2 separate regions of the Homo sapiens genome follow, and region 2 is linked to region 1. The links are chromatin contacts, found by Hi-C or POLR2A ChIA-PET in ENCODE. All regions are on one chromosome and are shown on one strand. Each heading gives the region's core, a stretch centred on a gene start or an enhancer-like site at or near the end of the contact. The rest is flanking DNA. Distances are from core to core; before and after follow the strand shown. Region 1 holds the start of SPAG5-AS1 (SPAG5 antisense RNA 1). Region 2 has its middle 9.3 kb from the start of MIR4732.

What was found. A loop is a pair of places that touch in the nucleus more often than their neighbours do. ChIA-PET counts read pairs that join two places held with the same protein, here RNA polymerase II (POLR2A). Pooled maps may share reads with other maps.
Region 2: a pooled map shows a loop between it and region 1 (2.6-fold over the local background). The contact joins the enhancer-like site here to the promoter of SPAG5-AS1 in region 1. A Hi-C loop is called at or near these places in 1 of 50 pooled maps. POLR2A ChIA-PET finds 5 or more read pairs at or near these places in 4 of 52 experiments (H1, T-cell, activated naive CD8-positive, alpha-beta T cell and 1 more).

Annotation. Positions count from the first base shown.
Region 1 is chr17:28,596,981-28,601,424 of GRCh38, forward strand. It overlaps SPAG5-AS1 (SPAG5 antisense RNA 1), which reads left to right and starts at 2,153. Exons shown (of 3, transcript NR_040012.1): 1 at 2,153-2,266; 2 at 2,718-2,875. SPAG5 (sperm associated antigen 5) reads right to left here and starts at 2,045. Exons shown (of 24, transcript NM_006461.4): 1 at 1,916-2,045; 2 at 1,530-1,655. The coding sequence starts at 1,966. RefSeq lists enhancers at 1,707-2,251, 2,476-2,555 and a silencer at 1,956-2,265.
Region 2 is chr17:28,868,832-28,873,275 of GRCh38, forward strand. No RefSeq gene overlaps it. Among named protein-coding and RNA genes, the nearest start is that of MIR4732, 9.3 kb to the left of the region's middle. RefSeq lists an enhancer at 2,736-2,805. Within about 2 kb of position 2,505, at least 7 of the 41 ENCODE cell types and tissues checked have a DNase peak (open chromatin) inside an H3K27ac peak, as active enhancers do.

The DNA of each region.
Region 1 (4,444 bases), core at 903-3,402:
GGAGGCTGAGACAGAAGAATCGCTTGAACCCGGGAGGCAGAGGTTGCGGTGAGCCGAGATCGCGCCATTGGACTCCAACCTGGGCAACAAGAGCGAAACTCCATCTCAAAAAAAAATTAATTAAATTAAATTAAATTAAATATTCAATTATTCAGGCCAGGCACAGTGGCTCACACCTGTAATCCCAGCACTTTGGGAGGCCGAGGCGGGCGGACCACTTGAGGTCAGGAGTTTGAGACCAGCCTGGCCAACATTGTGAAACCCTGTCTCTACTAAAAATACAAAAAATTAGCCAGGCGTGGTGGTGTGCACCTGTAATCCCAGTTACTCAGGAGCCTGAGGCAGGAGAATCGCTTGAGCCCTGGAGGCGGAGATTGCAGTGAGCCAAGATCACGCCACTGCACTCCAGCCTGGGTGACAGAGCAAGACTCCGTCTCAAAAACAAAAAAATTCAATTCTTCAGTCACCTCAGCCACGTTTTAAGTGCTCAATAACCATGTGACTAGTAGTTACCATGCTGGACAGCACAGATTATCAAATATTTCCCTCATCCCAGAAAGTTCTATTGGACAGTAGGTATTTTGCAACTCTTTCAAGAAAGACTGCTATGCTATCATCATACTTCTGTTACTCAGGATGTCATCTGTCTATACACTCTTCTTTCCTCCTCATACCTATTTTATTGATATCCCATCTCCTTCCAAAAATAATTCATATGCATGAAAATGAATAGATACGATTAATGAAATAACAAAGTCATGGTCAAAAAAGAGGAAGCAAAACTTCCTATACAGCTATAACAGTAGCTGTATGTGATGATCCAGTTTGGCCTTGAGCTTTCTAGAAGGCAGAGCAAGAGGGAAAATATGGTAAACTACATAGTTCTCATTATCAGAAAGAAAAGGATAGCAATTTCTTCAGGAAGACAATTTTTCCAGGCAGTTAGTCCTAAAGCCTTTCTTGGAGGAATCTTATACAGGAGTCAAGCTGCTTCCTTGACAAGTTTTGACAGCAACTGAAATGCAGTTTCTACATGGCTACGTCTCTCAAAACGTTTAACAAAAGTACAAATCAGTGAGGGCAATTCTGCAAGGAGCTAGTTTAAACTAAGGTGATTCAAGTACCCTACCTTCCAGTGGTGTAACTTGATCCCAGGAGAGTTCTAACTACCTCCTAGAGTAAATGGATATTGCCTCAATCTTGCAGGTGACTGACCTTTCCGTAAGTGACCCCATGTTGGAGGAAGAGCACTAATCAGGGTGGTAGGATTTCTCAATAGTTTGATAAAGGTCGAAGGGAGGAGGAGGAGGTAATAAAAACTAACAGCTAAACAGAGATTCAAGTTCTCACTGGATTTCCTTTAACCACCCTAGGGCACCTCTCTGTTGGCCTGAATAGCTGTAAATGGATGTCACCGACGTAGAAGACTTCATTATCGTTATTAATTATTGTAGCCCTGGCCCTCTGTTCCCCTGAGCTCTCACCCTGGGCAAACAGCCCAGTCGAGAAGCTGTCCAGGCGAATCTCACCTGCAGCCCCAGCTTGCACAGTGATGGGGTCAGCGAGGAGCAAGCGGGGGATCTTTTTCCAGAGTTGGTGAGGGCACCGGGCTGCAGGGTAAGTTCACGGAGAGGAGTTCTCATAGATGGTTTTCCCTGAGAAAGAAACCAAGAAAGAGGGCGAGTGTGAGGAAGCCTGGGTTCTGCCAGCCCGCCCCTCCTCCCTCCCTAAGAAGCCCAAAATGCGATTAGAAGAGTACGCTCGCACCCTAGTCGCGCAGGAGCAGCAAGGCGAACAAAGACTCCACAAGCCCCCAACCCCGGGCTCGACCCAACTTTCCAGGACAGTAGACACGGCCGGTGCCCCCGCGACAGCAGCCCGGCCCAGTTCTCTCCGCCAGAGATCTCCCGCTTACCGTCTGGGGCGAAGGCGACAGGCTGAGGCTCAGTTTTTTCACTCGCCACATCTTCAACCAGAAGGCAGGCCTATCACGTCTCAGACCAAGTCGAGGACGCCATGTTCACCCGCCGTCTGTGTTTGAACCTGCTCTGCGCTTCCTGGTTGGCTGCTTCAGGCGCGCGCGTACGCTCGGGGGTAGAGCCCGGGGGGCGGGGCCCGCGTTGACCACGCCCCCGGCCCTGCCTGCCCCTCCGTTGTCGAGCGTTTTCCGCTGACGGAGCCCTCACCTCAGACACCGGCGGTAGGGCTGGATGCGGGCCCGGCCCAGGACCGGTCTTCTGTCCTCACACCGGGGAGGACCACGCAGGTAGCTGGAGAGTCCAGGAGTCCATCCCTCCTGCTTCCAGCGGACCTCCTCACATCCATGGTGTTCATATCCAAGTTGTCTCCGTGGATGGAGAAGAGGAATCCTCTCCCTAGGTCTCCCTCAGTCCTCTCCAGCCGCAGCCTTGACGGGAAAGAGCCGGCCAGGGAGTCTAGAAGCCGAAGCGGTGCCGAGCGGCTTCCCTAGGCTTGGTGGGCCCGCGTCCGGGACGGCCCGGGCCGTGGTTCTCGACCTGGGCTGTAATGTCTCCAGAGTTTCTGGGCTTTTCCTGGGACTTACTCAGGCCGGCTACCAGTTTACTGGGCTAACCGCCTACATGTATTGAACATTGAGTGTGTGCCTGGCGCTATGCCGAATGCCGTGTAGTAGCTCATTTAATGCGCATAAGGACCTACGTAGTGAGAAATACTATAAATATCCCCATTTGTGACAGGAAGGAGCTGAGTCAGAGAGACCGTGTGTAATTTGCTCAGCGTCACACAGATAGTAAACGGCAGAGCCGCTCTTCCTCCCTGTCCCGCCAGCTCCTGCCTTCTGCTGTCTTGGATCTCCTATGCACGGGAAACCTGTTGAAGGTAGGACAGCCGAAAGGTCAGTATTCAGAGTGAGCCGTTTGCGAAGGTGTGTGTGCTTTGCACACTCACGGCGCCCTGTTTACACTCTGCAAGTCTTAATACATAGGGGGAAAGCAGCAGTCCAAAGAGGAGGAACTATGATGTTATAAACTGCAGCGTCCTCAGGGACGGGCTCCTCTAGCATTGTGTTGTCCAGTACGTTAGCCCTAGCCATAGTGGCTTTTGAGCACTTCAGATGTGACTAGTCCCAGTGGGAATGTGCTATAAATGTAAAACACTGTACAAACTGGATTTCAAACACGTCGTATGAAAAAAAGAATGCAAAATATCGCCAGGTGCGGTGGCTCATGCCTGTAATCCCAGCACGGAGGAGACAGAGGCAGGAGGATCCTTTAAGCCCAGGAGTTCGAGACCTGCCTCGGCAATATAGTGAGACCTATGTCTACAAAAAAAAAATTTGGGCCGGGCACGGTGGCTCACGCCTATAATCCCGCACTTCGGGAGGCCGAGGCAGGCGGATCACCTGAGGTCAGGAGTTCGAGACCAGCCTGCCCAACACGGCGAAACCCCGTTTCTACTAAAAATACAAAAATTAGCCAGGTGTGGTGGCACACGCCTGTAATCCCAGCTACTTGGGAGGCTGAGGCAGGAAGAATCTCTTGAACCTGGGAGGCGGAGGTTGCAGTGAGCTGAGATGGCACCACTACACTCCAGCCTGGGTGACAGAGCTAGACTCCGTCTCAAAAAAAAAAAAAAGTTAAGCCAGGGGTGGCAGGGTTGGGGGCACACACCTATAATCCCAGCTTGGGAGGATCGCTTGAACCTAGTTCAAGGCTGCTGTGAGCTATGATCATCCCACTGCACTCTAGCCTGGGCGACAAAGCAAGACCTTGTCTCAAAAAAAAAAAAAAATATATATATATATATTTTTTTTTTTTAATACTGTTTACATATTGAAATATTTTAGGAATATTGGGTTAAATAAAATACATTAAAATTAATTTTCTTTTGAGACAGGGTCTTGCTTTATCACCCAGGCAGGAGTGCAGTGGTGCAATCATGGCTCACTGCAGCCTTGAACTCCTAGGTTCAAGCAATCCTCCTGCCTCAGCCTCCTGAGTAGCTGGGACTACCGGCATGTGCCACCACGCCTGGCTAATTTTTTATAAAGACAGTCTCTTGCCATATTGCCCAGGCTGGTATTGAATTCCTAGGCTCAAGCGATCCTCCCATCTCAGCCTCCCAAAGTGTTGGGAGTACAGTCATGAACGACCCCACCCAGCCTTTTTAAACTTTTTTTTTTAATCTAATTTTTTTTTTTTTTGAAACATGGTCTGGCGCTGTTGCCCAGGCTGGAGTGCAGTGGCACGATCTCACCTCCCTGCAACCTCCACCTCCTAGGCTCAAGCGATCCTTCTGCCTCAGCCTCCCAAGGAGCTGGGATTACAGGCATGTGCCACCACGCCTGGCTAATTTTTGTATTTTTAGTAGAGACAGGTTTCACCATGTTAGCCAGGCTAGTCTTGAACTCCTGAGCTCAGGAGATCCACCCGCCTCAGCCTCCCAAAGTGCTGGGATTACAGAC
Region 2 (4,444 bases), core at 1,255-3,754, 270 kb after region 1:
ACCACACCCAGGAAAAAATTTGTTTTCTCGCTCTGTCGCCCAGGCTGAAATGCAGTGGCACAGTCTTGGCTTAATGCAGCCTCTGCCTCTGGGTTCAAGAGATTCTCCTGCCTCAGCTCCCGAGTAGCTGGGATTACAGGCATGCACCACTCCTGGCTAATTATTTTTTGTATTTTTAGTAGAAACGGGGTTTCACCATGTTGGCCAGGCTGGTCTCAAATTTCTGACCTCCAGTGATCTGCCTACCTTGGCCTCCCAAAGTACTGGGATTACAGGCATGAGCCTGTACGTGAGCACCCGGCTCCACGTATTTTTTTTTTTTTTTTTTTGAGAGGGTGTCTTGCTCTGTTCCACAGGCTGGAGTGCAGTGGTGCAATCTCGGCTCACTGCAACCTCCATCTTCCGGGTTCAAGCAATTCTCTGTCTCAGCCTCCTGAGCAGCTGGGATTACAGGTGTCCGCCACCACGCCTGGCTAATTTTTGTATTTTTAGTAGAGATGGGGTTTCACCATCTTGTCCAGGCTGGTCTTGAACTCCAGACCTCGTGATACACCCGCCTTGGCCTCCCAAAGTGCTGGGATTACAGGCATGAGCCACCACGCCTGGCCTGGCTCCAGGTACAGGTAATATATATATATATTTTAAGACCGAGTCTCGCTCTGTAGCCAGGCTGGAGTGCAGTGGCGTGATTTGGGCTCACTGCAACCTCTGTGTCCTGGGTTCAAGCTATTCTCCTGCCTCAGCCTCCCAAGTAGCTGTAACTATAGGCGTGTGCCACCACACCCAGCTAATTTTTGTATTTGTATTTATTATTTTTTTTTGAGACGGAGTTTCGCTCTTGTCACCCAGGCTGGAGTGCAGTGGCACGATCTTGGCTCACCACAACCTCCTCCTCCCATGTCCAAGTGATTCTCCTGCCTCAGCCTCCAGAGTAGCTGGGATTATCCGCACGTGCCACCACGCCCAGCTAATTTTGTATTTTTAGTACAGTCGGGGTTTCTCCATGTTGGTCAGGCTGGTCTTGAGCTCTCGACTTCAGGTGATCCACCCACCTCGGCCTCCCAAAGTGCTGGGATTACAGGCGTGAGCCACTGTTCCCGGCCCTAATTTTTGTGTTTTTAGTAGAGATGGGGTTTTACCATGTTGGGCAGGATGATCTCTATCTCTTGACCTCATGATCTGCCCACTTCGGCCTCCCAAAGTGCTGGGATTACGGGCGTCAGCCACCGCGCCCGGCTCCAGGTAATTTTAAAACAAAATTTTTGTAGAAGCCTGGTGTGGTGGTTCATGCCTATAATCCCAGCTCTTTGGGAGGCTGAGGCGAGTGGATTGCTTGAGGCCAGGAGTTGGAGACCAGCCTAGGCAACATGACAAAATCCATCTCTACATAAAATACAAAAATTAGCCTGGTGTGGTGGCATGTACCTGTAGTTCCAGCTACTCAGAAGGCTAAGGTGGGAGGATCGCTTGAGCCTGGGAGGTTGAAGCTGCAGTGAGCCGTGATCGCACCACTGCACTTCAGCCTGGGTGACAGAGTGAGACCCTGTCTTAAAAAAATTTTTTTAGGGCCAGGCGCAGTGGCTCAGGCCTGTAATCCCAGTACTTTGGGAGGCCAAGGTGGGTGGATCACGAGGTCAGCAGTTCGAGACTATCCTGACCAATGCGGTGAAACCCCGTCTCTACTAAAAATACAAAAAAATTAGCTGGGCATGGTGGTGGGCACCTGTAATCCCAGCTACTTGGGAGGCTGAGGCAGGAGAATCTCTTCAAACCAGAAGGTGGAGGTTGCAGTGAGCCAAGGCTGGACCACTGCACTCTAGCCTGGGCAACGAGAGCAAAACTCCATCTCAGAAAAAAAAATTTTTTTTTTTAAATAGAGATAGAGGCCAGGCACAGTGGCATACGCCTATAATCCTAGCACTTTGGGAGGCCGAAGCAGGCAAATCACTTGAGGTCAGGAGTTCAAGACCAGCTTGGCCAACGTGGTGAAACCGTGTCTCTACCAAAAATAGAAAAATTAGCTGGGCATGGTGGCAGGCGCCTGTAATCTCAGCTACTCGGGAGGCTGAGACAGGAGAATTGCTGGAACCTGGGAGGCGGAGGTTGCAGTGAGCCGAGATCACGCCACTGCACTCCAACCCAGGCTGACAACAGTGACCAAAAAAAAAAAATAGAGATGGGGGTTCTCACTGTGCAACCCAGCCTGATCTCAAACTCCTGGCCTCAAGCAAACCTCCCACCTCAGCCCTTAAAAGTTCTGGGATTACAGGCATGAGCCACCATGCCTAGTCATCTAATCCCTTGTTTAGCCTCTTCCACACACTGCTCTTGGGCAGCTGCAATCCAGCAACAATCCCCTCTCCTTTCTCTGACCTCCTGCAGTTTATGAGCCAAGCCTTCTCATGAAGCTCACTTGTCCTGAAATCACAGGCCCATGTTTGGCTTGAACCAGAGCTTTCGCCTTCACAGTTCAGGGGTTGTACATTAGGGTTCTTGCTTCCTGTCTAGGAGTACTGAGAGCTAGCAGGAAATAAGCACAGCTTCTGACTGACTTGTCAGAGTCCGGGCTCCACCACACTACCGCTGAGTGATTCTGGCCCCTGCACCTGATCTTAGAGTCTTGGCTTCCTCAACAGTAAAATGGGGTTCAGGCCAGGTTCAGTGGCTCATGCCTGTAATCCCAGCAGTTTGAAGGCCGTGGTGGGCGGATCCCTTGAGGTCAGGAGTTTGAGACCAGCCTGGACGACATGGCGAAACCCTGTCTCTACTAAAAATACAAAAATTAGCCACGCGTGGTGGTAGGCGCCTGTAATCCCAGCTACTCGAGAGGCTGAGGGAGGAGAATCTCTTGAACCTAGGAGGCAGAAGTTGCAGTGAGCCGAGATAGTGCCATTACACTCCAGGCTGGGTGACAGAGTGAGACTCTGTTTCAAAAAAAAAAAAAAAAAAGGCCGAGCGCGGTGGTTCACACCTATAATCCCAGCACTTTGGGAGCTTGAGGCGGGCAGATCACGAGGTCAGGAGTTCGAGACCAGCCTGACCAACATGGTGAAACTCCATCTCTACTAAAAATACAAAAATTAGCTGGGCTTGTTGGCACAGGCCTGTAATCCCAGCTACTGAGGAGGCTGAGGCAGGAGAATTGCTTGAAACCGGGGAGGCGGAGGTTGCAGTGAGCCGAGATCGTGCCACTGCACTCCAGCCTGGGCGACAGAGCAAGATTCTGTCTCAAAAAAAAGGGGTTCAAATGCTTTCTTTTCCATGCTGGTGAAGATGAAATGAGACAGTGAAGGTGGATAGTTCTAACCTAGAGCCTGGCACATGAACAACAGGAGCTCAACAGATGCCAAGCTCCTTCCTTCCTGGCTTTGCAGTGGGCTTTCCCTGTTTACTCTCTCCAACGGGGCATACACCTGTGGGCGCTCGTGCTCACTCATACCCGTGCACGTACACGTGATAGTGTCCCCCTTGCACCCCTGTTGAGACACATACTGAGTCAGAAATGGAAATTTTCCTCTCAACACCTCCCTAACTCTATTCATCAGCTTCCAGTTCCTATTCTCTGGGTCAGTGGGGACTCTCAAGTCCAGACTTGGGCCATGACCTTTCCAGTCTCCTGGTACAGTTCTTTCTTTTTTTTTTCTTTCTTTTTTTTTTTTTTTTGAGACGGAGTCTGGCTTTGTCCCCCAGGCTGGAGTGTAGTGGTGTGATCTCGGCTCACTGCAAGCTCCACTTCCCAGGTTCACACCATTCTCCTGCCTCAGCCTCCCGAGTAGCTGGAACTACAGGTGCCCGACACCACGCCCGGCTAATTTTTGTATTTTTAGTAGAGATGGGGTTTCACCGTGTTAGCCAGGATGGTCTTGATCTCCTGACCTCGTGATCCGCCTGCCTCGGCCTCCCAAAGTGCTGGGATTACAGGCGTGAGCCACTGCGCCCAGCCAGGTACAGTTCTAAAGGTGGCTGTTGAGTGGAGCCTGAGTGTCCCTACTGCCTCAAATCCTTCCCGCCATCAGCCAGGCCTTTACATTCCTCCCTCCCTGCCAGGACAACCTGTTTGCTTCACAGCTGCTGTGGAAAAGATAGGCAGCCTGGATTATCAAGACAGACAAGGCTCCTTGCTGACAGTTCCCACCCACCCAGAGGCAAGCGTTCCTGAGCCCTTAACCCCCTCTGTGCTGGGCCTTCAGGCCTAGGGACTGGGCACAGCAGGGAAGATGGGCAGGCCTGGTACCCTCTATATCGAATTCCTAAGGCTGGTGGGGTCATGAGCACAACAGGGTAGGAAACAGCATCACCTGCACACTCCAGGTGCCCATTCTATATACTAAGCCCTTTCCTTCCTGGGTTCATGGAAGTTCATGGTAAACAGGGCCTTAGCAGGCCTCTGAAGGCTCAGGCAGAATGCTCTATACTCTCCACTCTCTCTTCCTGAGGCTGGTTC